Regions from separate parts of the Homo sapiens genome. Here region 2 is linked to region 1. A link is a loop called in an ENCODE intact Hi-C map of the cell type or tissue named here. Cell type or tissue: endothelial cell of umbilical vein. All regions are shown on one strand.

Region 1 (8,000 bases):
ATGTAAAGCCTCACAGCACTCTTACAGAGATGCAGACAGCCAGCTTCCTCCTACTCTGGCCCTCCACCCTGACTCACCCCTTCTCACACAGGCCAGCCATCTCTCCTGGCTCCACATCCCGGGGTCCTGAGTCCGATTTGTTTGTTCATCTCCTGCAGTCTCTCCAGCAGTCAGTGACTCCAGGTCTGACCTTTCTGTGGCCACCTTTCTGGACCACCCTCTCTCCTCTAACCCAAACGACCCCATCCACCACCTCACCATCCCTCTCCCCACAGTCCAGCCTGCACAGGGCTTCCAGACTTATCAACCTCAAACAGTTTTCACCTTCAGTAACAAAGAGGATACTACTAGTAGTAATAATGATATCAGACACTTATTGAGTATCATAAGTGTCAGCTGCTGCTGAAATTTGTTTGCATGGATGCTGGAGTCAGAAGGCCACCATGCACAGACAGGGAGAATTCCAGCTCAGCCACCTGCCACCTTCTGAGAGTCTCAGTGCCTGCATCTGTACAATGGGGAAGTGAATGGCTATCTTTCTTATTTCACAGGACTGTGGAGACAGAGGAATGGTGTGATGCACATTTAAAGGCTCTGTTCATGCTGAACAGATGCAAAGTCTTGATTTCCCCCACCAATTTTCTTTCTTTGGTTCTTCTGTCTTCTTTGGGCTATTCCTATTTTGGTTCCTAAACTTTTTAGGAACAAAGATTTTAGAAAGTTCTGGCCTACCTCAGCTGAGGAGGGAAATGAGGGGAAAGGCTGTGGAGTGGGACCGGAAGAGAAAGAGGGCCCCTGCTGAAGGAATCCAGAGCCGGAAGGAGATGCCGCAGGCCAGGAGGCTTCTCTTCCCAGCTCTGGCTCCAGGCCCAGGCCCCACTCATCTTCTTTGCTGTCCTGGGGCTGGGCGGGCCTCCCAGGTGACCTTGGCTCCAGGCCTCTGCTGTCCTTCTCCAACCCCCTCCCCAAGTCCTTAGCAGAGCTCTCCCTATCCCACCCTCCTGGCCTGGGAACAGATAAGCTCCAGCTTATGGCTGTGCCCCAGCTGCCTGCTTAGGTAACACAGGCATCTGCTCACAGCTTTAACAAATTAGGGGAAACATTGCATCACTTTATTCATTTTTATCCCATCAAAAATCATTCATCACAACATCGCAGTCAACTCTCCTGGGAGCTGGAATATGAGAACAGAGAGAAATCTCTGTAGCCTGACCCACCCTAAATCCCTTTCGGAACAAGGGAGGGTTATAAATGAATAAAAAATTTCCCTAGCCTGAATTCCAGAGATCCAGGGGTCAAGAAGAAGGGAAGACAATGTCAGGCAGAAGAAAAGGAGGAAGGAAAATGAGCTGGAGACAGGAAAAGAAAGTGGCCAAAGACCCACTACATTGGCTCTAAGAAGCCTAAGGGACCAGGTCTAGAATTGAGTTTCCCTGTCCATCTGAGGGCATAGCCAGGCTCAAGGATGCAGGAAAAAGTGTCCCTCCATCTTTGTGTGGGAAGCCTCCAGACAGAAAACATAACCACCTTCTGGGGAAGCCGCAGAGCGGATGAGGAAGAACAGTGTGACCACAGTCACAGGGTAACATAACCTCTCTGAGCTTCAGTTTCCTGGTCCATAAAATGGGGGTACATAGAACCCACTTCCTGGGTTCACCCACTTGTGAAGATTCAATGATTTACTGCAGGCATGATTTACTACATGTATTAGATTAAATACATGTGTGATTTACTACCTTTACTACATGCAGTAACTGACTTACTACATATATGACATATAAAATAGTGCCTGGCACATGGCCGGTGCGGAATAAATGGCAGCTTTTGAAATGCTTTCACAAGGTTCAGAGTAGAGTCTTCGGATGCTACCATTTGGGTTTGTTGAAGTACACATGTAAAACTAGTGAAATCAGAATTAGGTTGAAGGATCACATCAAGGCCAGTTTCCTGATTTTAATGTTGTCCTACAGTTATGCAAGATGTTAGCCTTGGGGGAAACTGGGTGAAGGGTATATGGGATCTCTATTATTTCTTACAACTGTGTGTAAATCGACAGTCATCTCAAAATAGAGAGTAAAACAATTACTCTCTTTGCTGGGAAAATAAAGTCCATCCTCCTGTATAGTTGCATATGGACAGACTCCCTCTGGGGGCACAGTCAGGAACCTCACCACTAGGTGAACCTTCAGTCAGGGGTCCTGCTTGTTTGAGGGGGTGGCCCTGCTTTTCACCATATACTCCTTTGTACCTTTTGAATGTCCTACCATAAGACAAAATAGTTAATTTAAAAATTAAAAAATTAAAAGAAAAATGCTTTCAGGCCCAGCTTCACAGCAGCCCTGTGAGACTGGTGGCACAGAGACTGTAACCCAGACTTTACAGATGAGGAAACTGAGGCTCCAAGGTCAAGATCCCCCAGGACAGGAACCCAGCTCATCCACACCTAATCCAGAGCTGTGTTCTTGACTTGCCTCATTTTCATACAGCAAATGAAGGGGTGGAGACACTAAAGAAAGCTCCAGGGCAAGGATGGTCAGCTACAGCATGGCCCGGAAGTGCCCAACCCAGTGGCCATCCTCTCCCCAACCCCACACCCACTGAGTCAGAACCTCTGGGCTGCAGAGCTGAAAAGTAGTGCAGTCCCAGGCGATAACACAGACAGACCTGCAGAGAAACTCTAGGCCTGGGTTAAGGAGACCTGGCTGTAGTCCCCACACCCTGTTGTCATCATGCTATGTGATGCTGGGAAGGTCACCTTCCCCTCTCAGTGCCTCTGCTACCGCCTGTTTAAAATAAGGACGGTTGGATGACACCAGAGATTCTCAAACTTGAGTGTGGTCAGGCCACCTGGAAGGGTTGCTAAAACACAGGTTGCCTCTTCCCAGAGTTTCTGACTCAAGAGGTCTGAGAAGGACCCAAGAATCTGCATTTCCAACACATTCTCGGGTGCTGCTGGGCCAGAGACTGCACCATGAGAGCTACTGGGGTCGGCCCTCTCTAAGCCCCCTCCCTACCAGAGCCAATGTTCTGTGGTTTCATGAGGAATGAGCTCCTCCTAGTCCACCCAGAAAGTCTCCACAGGTTCCCCCAGAGAGTACTGTCTGTTGATATTGGATCTGAACAGTGGACTAAGAGGTCAGGCCAAAGGTAGGTGAGGTCCTTCGGGAAAGGTTCTACCCCTACCCAGCCGTCCCAGGTGCAGGCCGCCGGCTGGCCGGCAGGGGGCCCCTGGGCACCTTCTCTGCATGGAACTCCCGGGGAATTGGCCCAGAAAACCATTCTGACAGCCGGGCAGGGACCAGGCAGGGACCGGGCAGGAGGTGGCCAGCAGGCGTCCCTGCTCTCACTAACTGCCAACCACAGGGGCCTGCAGCTGGCTGAGATTGCGAGGTCAAGAGTCACCCCCACCCCCACCCAGCCGAAACACGCTTCCTCCTGTGGGGGGACAGACATCCACAAGGAGAGGGCCCAGCAGAGAGGATGGGGCCCAGCACGCGGGGCTGCCCAGGTGAGTTCATCCTGAATAATATTCCCTCTACCCAGCTCCAAGCCCCTGCACTTCCCACCCCGACCCTTCTGCCCCTTGTTACCTGGCTCCCACGATGAGCTGGTTCCCGGAGGGGTCCAAAGCCAGCTGGGAGAAATCCCGGGCTCCAGGGTAGGTGAAGTTAGAGACCCACGGCTGCAGGTCTGGTGGAGGGAGAGGCAACCCTGTGGTTACTGTTGGGCCAGAGGCTCCCAGCTGCATCGCAGCAGACCACAGAACAGAAGGGTGAAAGTCAGGGGGAAGTGGGGCGGTGGCACCCGGGAGACCTGGTGCCACCTGCCCACCTCTGTGTGCCCCTAGGGACTTGGGAGTGGGTGTTGTAGTCATTCTTCTGCCACACTCCTTAGCTCAGAGGAGGGCACTACCCTCCCCACAGAGGCATGAAGGGATACTTATACTCGCCCTTGACTTCCCCCAGACCTTCACTAGCCACATAAGTACACACTGGTAAATCCTGCCTGTTCTACCTCTACACTGCCTCTGAAATCCATCCACTTTTTTCCCACTGTATCCCACCTACATCCAAGCCACCACCAGCTCTTGTCTGGAGCAGTGCCAACAGCCTCCTAACCAGCCTGGCTTCCAGGCCTGCCCCTCGAGTCCTTTTCCCACAAAGCAACCTGAACGCTTGTTCTCAAATGCAAATGTGGTCATGTCACTCTCCAGCCCAGAACCCATCCATAGCTCCCAACTACCCCCAGGAAAAGTCCAACTCCTGCGAAGGCCCTTGGGTTCTGGTCCACTGTCCTCCCAAGTCCAGTGCCTGGCACAGTGATTATTTACTGATCCCCTGAAAGAATGATGCTTCACCTTTTACATTCCCTAAACTCTCCACCCCAGCCACACTAAAACACTTCACACTTCCCCAAATCCATCCCACAAGAGCCTGCAAACCTTTGTGCTTCTGTTCTCCCTTGATGGAACAATTCCTGTTCACCCCCATCCCTACCTCCTCCAAGAAGCCTTCTCTGACTGCTTCAAGCCAGGCTAAAGGGCTCCCATAGTCTTCTACTTTACTGCCACACTGTGTGTCTAGCCTGGTAGTTTGCCCTGGGGGCCAAGAAAGACTTTGCTTCCTAGATCTCCAGGCTCAGTCCAGCACCTAGCAGTGTTTGAACGAATATATGAATAATCCTCAATTCCTTCTTGTATGAGGGGAATTGGATTTTCAGACAAGATTCTGCAGAGGTGGGAGGTGCAGAGATTGGGCGGTCAGTGTCCACCCTGCCTCCAAGGAAGGTTGTTCCCAATCAAGGCCTTTCAAAGGGACTGGGTGGGCAGAGAGGAGACCTCACGGCCTCTGGGCGGATGGGGAGTGGTCTGGGAGGGCCTGCTTAGAAAGTGCCAGCTGACTCGCCCGGTTTCCCTCCTGCTGGAGACACACTTCTCCCTTCTTGATTCACAGCCTCCTGATAGCTCTCCCTCAGCCTATGCATGACCCATGGATGGGTGGGAATTGGCAGCAGTAAGGAGAGAGCCATGGAGCAGAGGAACTTTCATGCCGCTGTTGGTAAAGATTCAGGGTAATGGGAGGCACTGTGCTTTCTCCCCACAGTGCCTTAGCAACTGACTCACAGAAGGGCCAGGAGAGAGAGAGAGATAGAGAGAGAGGCAGAGAGAGAGAGAGAGTCTGTGTGTGTGTAATCCAAAGGAAATAAATCATTGCTCATTATCCCTCCACTACAGAGTAAAAGCAGCCCTTCATTTCTGCACGACAGGCAAACATTTAATCGCTCCCTGGAGAACTGGAGGTTTTGTGAGTTGGATGTTTTTCAGAAAACTGTGATAGGCATGATTAAAAAAAGAAGAAGAAAGAAATTCTGCAGCAAAATGAAGCAAACCCCTTGGGCCTGCCTTTGCCCCCAGCAGGTGATTATAGGTTGGTGACTATAGGTTGGCAAGAATTGTCATGTAGTCACGATGGCTTTTGGGCAATATAGGATAAGAAGTGGATCTGGAGTCTGGTGGGTTAGGTTTTTAGCTGACCTCTCAGAAATCCTGGATAAATATTACATTACCTTAGAAATGAAACCAAGGATCCTCCTCCTCCAGGAAGCGTTCCTGGATTACAACCTCTCCACCCTGATCTTATTTTGCTCCACATTCTCTCTATTTTTCCATTCCATTCACATTGTATGTTATGGTGTATTTGACCACTCTGAATGTGGTCAAATATTTTCTGTGTGTGTAGGGCAGGGTCTTCCCTGTCCCTATGAGACTGGGTGCTCCCTAACAGCAGCAAGCACCTTAATTTCCTCCTTCCCTTTCAACAAGGGCATTCCAGATGTAGGCAGCTAAATGAGGGAGGAGGTGGCATGACGGGTCTGCAGTAGATACTCCATCTGGGGACTTCCCAGCTCAGTCTTCACTTAGGCCCTTTCTTGGGGAGGAGGGGAAAAGAAGAGGAAACAGGGTACAAGATGGGATAAAAATGGGGAGGTGGGGGTGGGGGCATGGAGGGTGGTGGCCTCTTCCAGTTTCCGTCCCTCTCCCAGTAGCCCTCACCCACATGGGCAAGGGGGATGGGGGAAGTGGGGAGAGAAGGAGCCGGGCATAGCACGGGGATCCTAGGGGGGCCTTGGGAAGGGAACCAGCCTGCTCGTATTAAACAGGCCAAGGGGACCAGAGGGAAGGCTGTCTTTAAAACACCAAGCACGTTCCGAGCTCTGTGTGCGGCAAAGGCTTTGGACGGTGACTTTAAGAGAAAAAGACATTCTCCATGACACGCCTGTGATTTTAATTATAGTCAATTCAATTACCCACCTTGTGGATTAACCACCGTCATTTGTTAAGTCCAGGCTGGCTTCTCCTGCTGCCTGGAAAGGTAACACTGGCAAATGAGAGAATATGCAGGCTGAAGAGAAACACAGCTTGGCCCCCCTTAAGAGAAACCCACAGGGGAAAATTTAGCCTTACAAAACAGAAAAACAGCAGTCAGATTCTGTGACTGGCAGCTCCTCTAGGGTATTTAGGGGTTATTCACAGCTCAGTCAGGTGTCAGGGGAGAGGGAAACTCACAGTTACAAGGCTGGCAGCCTACAGATTGGTCAGAAAGGAAGTGTAACATCCTAGGGGGCTTGGAGGCTGGGGTTGGTGCTGTCCTTGATTAGGGCAACTTCTCCTGAACACAGCATCCCCAGAGCACAGTCCTTTGCCCAGCATGAATTGAGTCCCTACTGTGTGCTCAGCTGTGCTAAGGGATGTGGGAACACAAGAGAACCAGTCCTGGTCCAGGACCAGAACCAGTACCAGCTGGGCTGAGGGACCAAAGGCAGTGACTTTTAACCAACAATACGAGATCATTAGGTACGCAGAGGAAACTCTTGTTCACCTCTGAGGCCCCACAGCATCCCCTTCTGTGCCTGGCACAAAGCAGGGCCCAATAAAAATTCAGCAAACGGATAGGAAAACTCAAAGCTGTCAGAATGGGGAAGGGGAGAGGGGCATTCCTTCATTCTGTAGGAGGATGGGGCGAGAAGTCAGATTCATTCAATGCATACCTGAGGGTCAAAAATGGTCTCAAGGAACCCAGGCACACACAGAAGACATCTCCCACCTCTCTGACTTCCTCCCCCAACCCAATTTGCACAGATGGAGACCTGATTGGTCGGGAGACAGGGATTCCCCAGCTCTCCTTCCATGTCCCTGCCCCCAGACTCAGCCAAGCCAATATTGCCCCCAACAAAGCCCCTGGGAGGAAATGTTTCATTAGGAGCTGCCACAGAGGCCCCAGTGTGAGGAGGCTAGCCCTAAGAATCCACTCCTTCTGTCCCCCTCTGTCCTCTTCAGTGACAGCCACCAGCACTCCAGGAGCCATCAGAAGTCTGAGGGTGTGCACGAGTTTTGCAGGCTTAGGACATTGTTAATTTACTTTAATCCACTTAAGCCTTCAAAGCCTTGGATCCCAGCTCAAACAAGACAGCGCCGAGAAGACAGCTGGAAACCTTCCTCCCTGAGAGGAGCCAACCCACAGCTGGGAATCCCACCCTTCCACAACACCCCCAGACTCTCATTCATACTGCCTCTCCCACCTCTCAAATCCTAGGCCTCATTGGTTGATTTTTCCAGCTGGGTTCCATCTTACCCCACCCACTCCTGCAGGATGGGGCTCCGCATGTCCTCCTGTATGGGCCACCAGAGCATAGAGCAACGGATCGCTCTGCAGTGGGCAGTGGACAGAGCACTGCACGTGGAATCAGGAGCCCAGAACTGAGGACTGGCTCTGACAAGCCTCTCTGGCCCACCATGCCTAGGCCTTCCCATCTGTAAAAGGCAGTGACGATCTCCTGGCACTGCCTCCCCAACAGGGTTACTATGAGGAGGAAACCTGCCAGTGTCCCTCAAACTTAAGAACCTAGGAACCCCTGAGACTACATCTGCAGATCCCAGTGTGAGCTGCCAAGTAGGTGGTGGTTCAAGAAGTACTAATGTGACTGTAACACAACCATGACCC
Region 2 (8,000 bases), 160 kb after region 1:
TGCATCTTTACACTTAAAATGAGGTCCTTCGTTTTTTACATGTCCACTGATGAGTGTTGCTTTTAGAATTGAGCTGAGTGGTTTAATTAGTCCATCTGTTCTGGGCTGGTGCACAGCTGTGTGAAGCTGATGGCTGTTGGTGGAGGTGAGGCATGTAAGCAACTGGGGGATACAGCGCCTTGCCTCAGGTGGCTGTCGTACCTGTCCCAACAAAGTTCCCCAAAAGATGACTCCAGTTGTGTAGTCAGTGGTGACCAGTGGGCATTGGGTAGCCGAGATGCCCTTACTGAGTCCTTTCAGGGCTGGGGAGATGGCCCCCAGGTAACAAGAGCTCTCTGACTGGCTGAGTGCAGGCAGGATGGGGAAGCTGTTGAGAACAGGTCAGGTCTCTAAGGGACTGGTTTAGGGCACAGGGGAGCCAAACCTTATGGAGGTAGGGGAGAAGAACATGAGCCAGTGAAGGAGCTAGTCTAATGCAATGAGTGGTTTCCAAACTTGAGCACACATCAGAATCACCTAGAAGGTTGTTCAAACCCAATTGCTCAGGTATCCCCAGGGTTTCTAATTTAGTAGGTCTGGGATGGGGCTGATAATTTGCATTTCCAACAGGTTCCTGGATGATGCTGGTGCCACTGATTCAGGGACCACACATTGAAATCCATTGTTCTAACAGGCAGGGCACCAAGATGAGATGAGGTTGTGCGTGAGTGCTTTGTAAACAGGGAATGGCACCTCACAGGCATTTCTTATTGGAAGAGAGTGTAATATCCCAGATGCCAAGGGAGGGGCTCCTTTAACCACAGCCTGGCCCTTTCTCCTTTTGTCTTTTGTCAATACCTGGCCAGATTTCATAACTTCTTCAACATGGTAGCATGTTTTCCTCTTACCTTGGTCACGTAGTATATAGCAGATAGCCTATGTCAGAGCTCCAAAAACAAAAATCTTGCTTGTCCACCCCCAACAGAGATTCCAAATTGATAATCAGGGGAAGGCCAGGGCATCCATCTTTTTAAAAACTTGCCTGATAATTCTAAAGAACGGCCAGGATTGGAGTTTATTTTCTTGTTACCATGGGCTGTCCACCCACTAAGCTTCTGGGTCACCTCCTTTGTCTGGACCTGTCTGTGTTGCCACCCACAAGTTGTGACACACATGCTCCTGTCTGCTTTTCCCCTTCCTTTCCTTTCTTTCTTGCTTTTTTTTTTTTTTTTTTTTTGAGATGGAGTCTCTTTCTGTTGCTCAGGCTGGAGTGCAGTGGCATGATCTTGGCTCACTGCAACCTCTGCCTCCTGGGTTCAAGCGATTCTCCTGCCTCAGCCTCCTGAGTAGCTGGGATTACAGGCACGTACCACCACACCTGGCTAATTTTTGTATTTTTAGTAGAGACGGGGTTTCACCATGTTGGCCAGGCTGGTCTCGAACTCCTGACCTCAGGTGATCTGCCTGCCTTGGCCTCCCAAAGTGCTGGGATTATAGGCGTGAGCCCCCACGCCCAGCCTCTGTCTTTCTTGATCAGCCCCTAGCCTGCTAGTTAGTCTCCACCCTCTAGCTCTCACAGCCCATCTATAGTAAGGCCTTCATCTGCTATTGAGAATTCCAAGTTACCTGACTTATTTCTTAGGACACCAGCAGATTTTGCTGTCAACACCTTTGTGAGGACTTCAGGTAATAAATGGTTCCCAACATTTGTGTCTTCCAGTGATGCAGAGAGTAGAAAATTGTGCAAGAAGATGAAAGTTGACCTGAGCCCGAAGGACAAAAAGGTTGAATTATTCCATTACCAGTAAGTACACATGGGCATTTCCAATTTCCAAGTAAGTGCCAAATGCTTTCATTGGTATTTTCAGCGAACAGCAATTTTTAGTTAGATTAATTTTATTTCAGAATGGTTTTCTTCCTGTGTTTACAATTATTTCTTTTAAAAAAAAATCCTGAACTCCGTTCAAAAGCTGAATCTTATTAAGATGCTGCAGGAAACCAAAGGTATGTATCTTCACAACCATTCTTAAAGTTAACACATTTTTCTCCTCATTTGACAGGGATGGTGCATTTCATACTGAATATAACCGAGCTGTGACATTTAAGGTAAATTTACCTCCCTTGTTCTCAGCAATGGTGGAGTCTAAATGGACGCCCAAAGTCTGGCAGGTTTTCTCTCTGAGAAAAGAAAGGGCAGATTGCACAAATAGCTCTTCTAAATGACCTGAGAGATTCTTATCTCTAGAGCATATGTCAGCAGAATATGTGGAAAAGTTTGTAGCTCTTAACACAACAGATTGACCCAGCTTTGGAAATAGGTTTGTGAATGTATCAGCAGTTGTCCAGTAAGGCAGGTGATGTCACCTCTCTCTTTGCCAAAGGCCTGGGCCTCATTTCGTTGTAGCTTCAAAGTCCTCCCCTCATCTCTGTGGTAGTGGCCACCCTCAGGCTGGATGCCCAGGTTAGCACAGGGTATTGCACATGGGCAGGTTGACACCTTTGGGCTGATGCAGCTTGTTCCAGATGAGATATGGGTATCATTGAGGAGTTCCCTGCTATCAATCCAATTTAGAAGTAGATGGAAAAGCATAAATGGAAAGAAATATGAGATCCTGTAATCTATACATGCTTTGTAATCACAAAGCGGCTGCCCCAGCCCTTAGTCCTCCTGAACTGCAACTCTCCTCCTTCAGGGTCAGGATTCCCTTCCTCCAGCCTGTCTTCTGTTTTCTGGTCCTGCGCTGGCTGAAGCCATACATTTCTCCTGGTCCTGACGTGTTTGAACTCACTTCCTAACCCTCCTGTTTCCCACACGGGGTTGGACCCTGTGCTCCTGTCTCTTCATCTGTCCCTCTTTCTCCATCTGTGTCTCTTCCATTTTTCCTATCTGTCCATCTGTCTGTGCAGCTGTCAGTGTCCCTCTCCCTCTGCCCTTCCTTCTCCCTCTGTCTCTCCCCACCATCTCTCCAGGTCATTCTTGCTTATCCACTAACACTCATTCTTTTTTTAAATTGCTACAGCGTTCACCTTATATAGGGACTCAGCCTGATTACTCATCACCTTAACACCTACTTAGACACTTAGAAAGTTCTTCCAACTAGAGTTGCTCAGCCCTTCTTATTCTATGTTAAGACGTCAACCGAAGTTCTTGGAGAGAACACATGTTCCCCAGGAACAAGATTTAGTTGGGTGGGATGGGGGAAGTGCTTATGCAATGATGGAAAGAGGGCTGGAGTTTTGTTTTGTTATTGAAGGCTGTGTATATTTTATGTTTAACCGGGACCTCTGAGGAATCTGTCTTGGGCTTATGGAGCAGGGAGTTCTGAGCGGCTCCTCATAATTGTGGTAGCAGAGAAGAAGCAAGGAGCCCAGGTGGCCCCAGCATGCCACTGGGTGTCTGGGTGGGAGAGGCAGAATCCTGGCTTCGCCCCACTTCTTACAAAGACCAGACGTGTGAGGTCAGCGTTCTCTTGACCTTCCCGTGATTTAGGCATCAACAAGGTGAAGAAGTGGCTGAGCATCGTACGGGGCCAGAGTCTTCAGTTTCAGTTGGAGAGAGGGCACTCTTAGTCCCAGCATCCCCAAGCAGGACTGGGGCAGAATCCCTGGAGTTCTTCAGGGCAGAGGGAAGGGGACAGGACAGTTCCCTGACTGCTGATGGCTTCTGCTTTTTCAGCTTGAGACAGCTGAGATCAGAGCCCACCTCAGTCACTAATTAACTTTCCATTCAGGGTTTCTCCTGGGACCCTGACTCCAGAGAGATGGAGGACCCCCCGACAGGAGGGGCCCATCACCTGCAGGCCCATGTTCTGGCTGTGGTTTTTGTCAACCCGCATGGTTGGGCAGAAGCCTGGTCACAGACGCTGTGCCACGGCACCTAGAGAGGTCATAGGCCAGTTAAGTGAGAACTTATCTCCCCACTGGCAAAGAATAGGAAACTCGAAGTGGGGAATGTCCCCTTTAAGCTGCCCTTTCCTTGTTAGCACATACTCCCCAAATCCTTACTATAGAAGTGGTAAGGGCCAGAGGTGCCTGGCAGTCTGGATTCAGATGACTCACTGATGACCTCAGGGCCCAGTAGCTGTGAGCCAGGATTACAGCTATGAAGGCCAGATGTGGTGTCAGACAGTGCCTGGGACTCAGAGCACCCAGAATAGGACAGTTGAGGGTGGGCTTCCAGGTGCTGCTCCCTGCAGACTTTTGCCCTGAGGTCTTGTCCAGTTAGATCAACTTGGAGAGAACCTATGGGTGGGGTTATTCAGCTTCAGTTAAGTGAGAATAATCCTCACCTGAAAAACAAGGTTGTGTGTACGAACATGTCAGTTGTTACGTTAAAAGGCCATTTATCTCCTTTTTCCATCCACTGCTATCTTTTTTTCTTGATGCTGAGGTGGAGAAGGGGGAGGAGGGCTGGGCGTGGGGCCAGGACACCCCCCAGAGCAAGCAGTTCCTAACTTGTTCTGGAGTCCTGATCCCACTGAGCACCTACTGAACTCCAGACCTTCTCCCTGAAAGCGTGTGTGCATACAAATCAAAGTCAATGTTTTCACATGAGTCTGGGGCTTCACCGACTCCTGAAGTCCCTTGTGCACCCTAGATTAAGAACCCCTGCACCAGGTATTTCTGGAACCCCAGGCAGGTGGGTGCCTACCAGCATCTTTCTCACATGGCCTGGTGGACAGGTGCCTCTGCAGCTGTGGGTGAGTGTGGGTGTCGGGAAGACCCTGCCAATTCCATAGTTCCTTATGTTGTCATGGCAAAGCCTTGACAAGGGACTGAGAAAGGGTGGATCCGCCTTTTGCTGTGGCAGAAATGGCTGTTCTTTTGCCAGGAGGCGTTTCACAGCTCCACTTGGACAGGCAGGAAGCACTACCTGAATGAAATCCTATGAAGTCTTGGCTGTCTCCCATTCTCCCGTAGTAGTTCTTTCCAAATAGAGTTTCCAGAAATAATAAGGTCCTCTCCGTGTGTGACCAGTGGATGGGCTGAATGCACACCCTTACTATTATAGAAGGGCACTTCCCTTTCTCATCTCAGGCCACACACACGCACACACACACACACACACACACATACACTCTCAGTTCAGCATCTGCTCGCTGGAGCGTGGTCAAAGTTGACAGAAGTAACAGAATCTGGCTGGGGTCTGGTTCCTGATCCTGGCTCTCAGACTTTGAGCACCGTCTCTGAGTGACTGAAGGGAAAGGGAATGCTGCTTCTGCCCTGGACCAGTGAGAGTGGCAGAGGATACAGAGGAGGGTGGAAGGACAGTGCCACTCTTCCCTGCCCCTGTGCATCTTCCCCACAGGGAGTGGAGATTTGAGTCATTGTACACATAACAAAGGCCAGCGAAGCCCTTTATCTGTAAGAACTTGGTCAGATCTTCAATCCAGGCAGTCTAGAAGAGGGGCCCCAGCATGAGAAGTATAGCAACAAGGGTGAGGCCACATTGGTGCCCACCCTGCCCTGGGGGCTTCCCAGCCTGGACCTCACTCATTCATATACAGAGGCGGATAATCAGGATTTAATCCACTCCAAAACCAGTTTAGATCATGAAATACCAAGCAGGTCATAAGTAGGTATGATGATCTGCTTATGGGATGACAGTTTTAGTGGCTGCAGGAATGTGGAAATGTCTCCTTTGGACAAGACTGAGACCATTATTCCATTAGTCAGAAAGACTTCTTGGAGGAGATGAGATTTAGTAGAAGCACTAGTATGTCTCTGGTTTGAATAAGCCAACTCATTGTCTCAAATTTTCTCTTTTTTGTCCTTGAAGATGCATAGTAGGCATGGACTACCTGGCTGGAGTGAGCAAGGTGTCTTGTGATTGAAAAAGCCCGATGGGAGTGGTGGAGGTGCATTTTTGGGCACTTATCCATGATGTCAGTGGACAGCGGAAATAACACACCCTCCAAGCTTATGCCACATGCAGTCCTGAGCTCAGCAGCTGGTGTGCCCAGGTCTCCAGGCAGGGAAAGAGGACAGGTTCCTGATTCCCCCACCTCCCTCTTTTCAGGGCTAAAATGCATTTTCTCTTCTCTTTTTTTTCCCTCAGTCCATAGTGGCCTTTTTGAAGGATCCAAAAGGGCCCCCACTGTGGGAGGAAGATCCTGGAGCCAAAGATGTTGTCCACCTTGACAGTGAAAAGGTAATGTATTCCCCGTCAGTTCTGATGGATGCTGGAAGCTTCCCTGGTACCAGGGCCTCCCAAGGAAAGGAGCCCAACGAACTGAGAAATGGGACTATTCCAGGATCACTTGTACTTTTCCTCTAGGGAAGCTAGGCCAGGACCCTAATATTTGACTCCCCTTCCCAGCTCCATGTTGTAACCAGCGGTGATCACAGGTTGCCTGAGAATTTTCTCCATTCTTCACCTTCCTTATTTAATGCATTTGAACACGTTTAGATTTTCCATACATTAATGTAGATTTAAATGTTCTCTCTCTATTGTGTAATCCAGATGTTGTTAGGATTGGCTTTACATCTTGTTTTTTTGTTTTTGTTTTGTTTTTTTAAAGAATAACCTTAGAGATTTGGGTTAGATTTCCAGAGACTTGAGGCAGATCTCTACAATTCTGGGTCATTCTATAGCTTTCAACCAATTATTTACCTTCTTATGCTTCAATTTCCAAATTTGGCCAGGGGTGGAGGTAGAAGGGTAGATCTAGATTATGGTGTTTATTAGTTCTTAAGTATTTAACAAAAGCTATGACAGGCCGGTTGTGGTAGCGGGTGCCTGTGATCCCAGCTACTCAGGAGGCCGAGGCAGGAGGATCGCTTGAGCCCAGGAGTTCAAGGGTAGCCTGGTCAACATAGTGAGACCCCCATCTCTAAAAAAATAAAGAATGCAAAAGCTGTGACACACATTGCCCCTCCATCCACAGCCTGCCCACCTGACCTGAATGTGCATCTTTAGCCATGTGCATCCGTGTTTGTATGATGCCTTCACTTGGGATGGGCAAGAACTTCTCTGTGATAGTCCAGATGGTCTGTGAGGCAAGCAGTGCTTTTTGTAGGTAGAGGGAGAGGGTTCATTCCTATCTCAATAAAATAAAACATAGCTTTCATCTTTCTCTTCCTCCTCTCCCCTTTCCTTTAAAATTGTTGACTTTTTTTGTTTTTAGAGACAGGATCTCGCTCTGTCACCCAGGCTGGAGGAGTACAGTGTTGTGATCATAGCTCACTGTAACCTTGAATTCCTGGGCTCAAGCAATCCTGCTTCGACCTCCTAAGTAAGTGGGACTACAGGCACATGCCACCATGCCTGGCTAGTTTTTATATTTTTTGTAGTGATGGGCTATCACTGTTGCCCAAGCTGGTCTTGAACATCTATCCTCAAGCAATCCTCCTGCCTCAGCCTCCCAAAGTGCTGGGATTACGGGCATGGGCCTCTGTAACTTGCCTATTGACTGTACTCTTAATGCTTGTTGGCCCAGAAGAAAATGATGCCTTTTTTTAACCTTCTGGAGGAAGGTAAAATATGTCATCATTGTGAGCCAACCTAGTGGATCAGTGGTGATTCAAATTAAGGACTGGGCACAACATTCTCTGGGATACAAAGAGCCAGTATTGTCATCTTGAAGATGTCTTTTTTTTTTTTTTTTTGAGACAGAGTCTTACTTTGTCACCCAGGCTGGAGTGCAGTAGCGTGATCTTGGCTCACTGCAGCCTCTGCCTCTGGGGTTCAAGCGATTCTCGTACCTTGGCCTCCTGAGTAGCTGGGATTACAGGTGTGTGCCACCATGCCTGGTTAATTTTTGTACTTTAGTAGACATGGGTTTTCACCATGTTGGTCAGGCTGGTCTTGAACTCCTGACCTCAAGTGATCCACCCGCCTCGGCCTCCCAAAGTACTGAGATTACAGGCGTGAGCCACTGTGCCCGGCCTTAAAGATGTCTTTTTAAAAAGCATGTGGGCCCGGCACTGGCTCACGCCTGTAATCCCAGCACTTTGGGAGGCCGAGGCGGGTGGATCACAAGGTCAGGAGTTTGAGACCAGCCTGGCCAACATGGTGAAAC

The links. A loop is a pair of places that touch in the nucleus more often than their neighbours do. Peaks named below come from ENCODE experiments on the same cell type or tissue, not always from the same donor. Only the 100,000 strongest peaks of a DNase experiment are listed, where the experiment ranks them.
Region 2: it touches region 1 in a loop (2.8-fold over the local background); 2 of 110 quality-filtered maps call a loop at or near these places.

Annotation. Positions count from the first base shown.
Region 1 is chr3:122,939,846-122,947,845 of GRCh38, forward strand. SEMA5B (semaphorin 5B) reads right to left here. Exons shown (of 23, transcript NM_001031702.4): 4 at 3,591-3,690. Among named protein-coding and RNA genes, the nearest start is that of LINC02035, 57 kb to the left of the region's middle. In endothelial cell of umbilical vein, CTCF peaks have their summits at 2,145 and 3,226 (motif pointing right); no DNase peak of the experiment used is centred here; H3K27me3 peaks cover 388 bases.
Region 2 is chr3:123,100,712-123,108,711 of GRCh38, forward strand. It overlaps PDIA5 (protein disulfide isomerase family A member 5), which reads left to right. Exons shown (of 17, transcript NM_006810.4): 4 at 1,700-1,783; 5 at 2,040-2,085; 6 at 6,038-6,130. Among named protein-coding and RNA genes, the nearest start is that of PDIA5, 38 kb to the left of the region's middle. In endothelial cell of umbilical vein, no CTCF peak of the experiment used is centred here; no DNase peak of the experiment used is centred here; H3K27ac peaks cover 490 bases.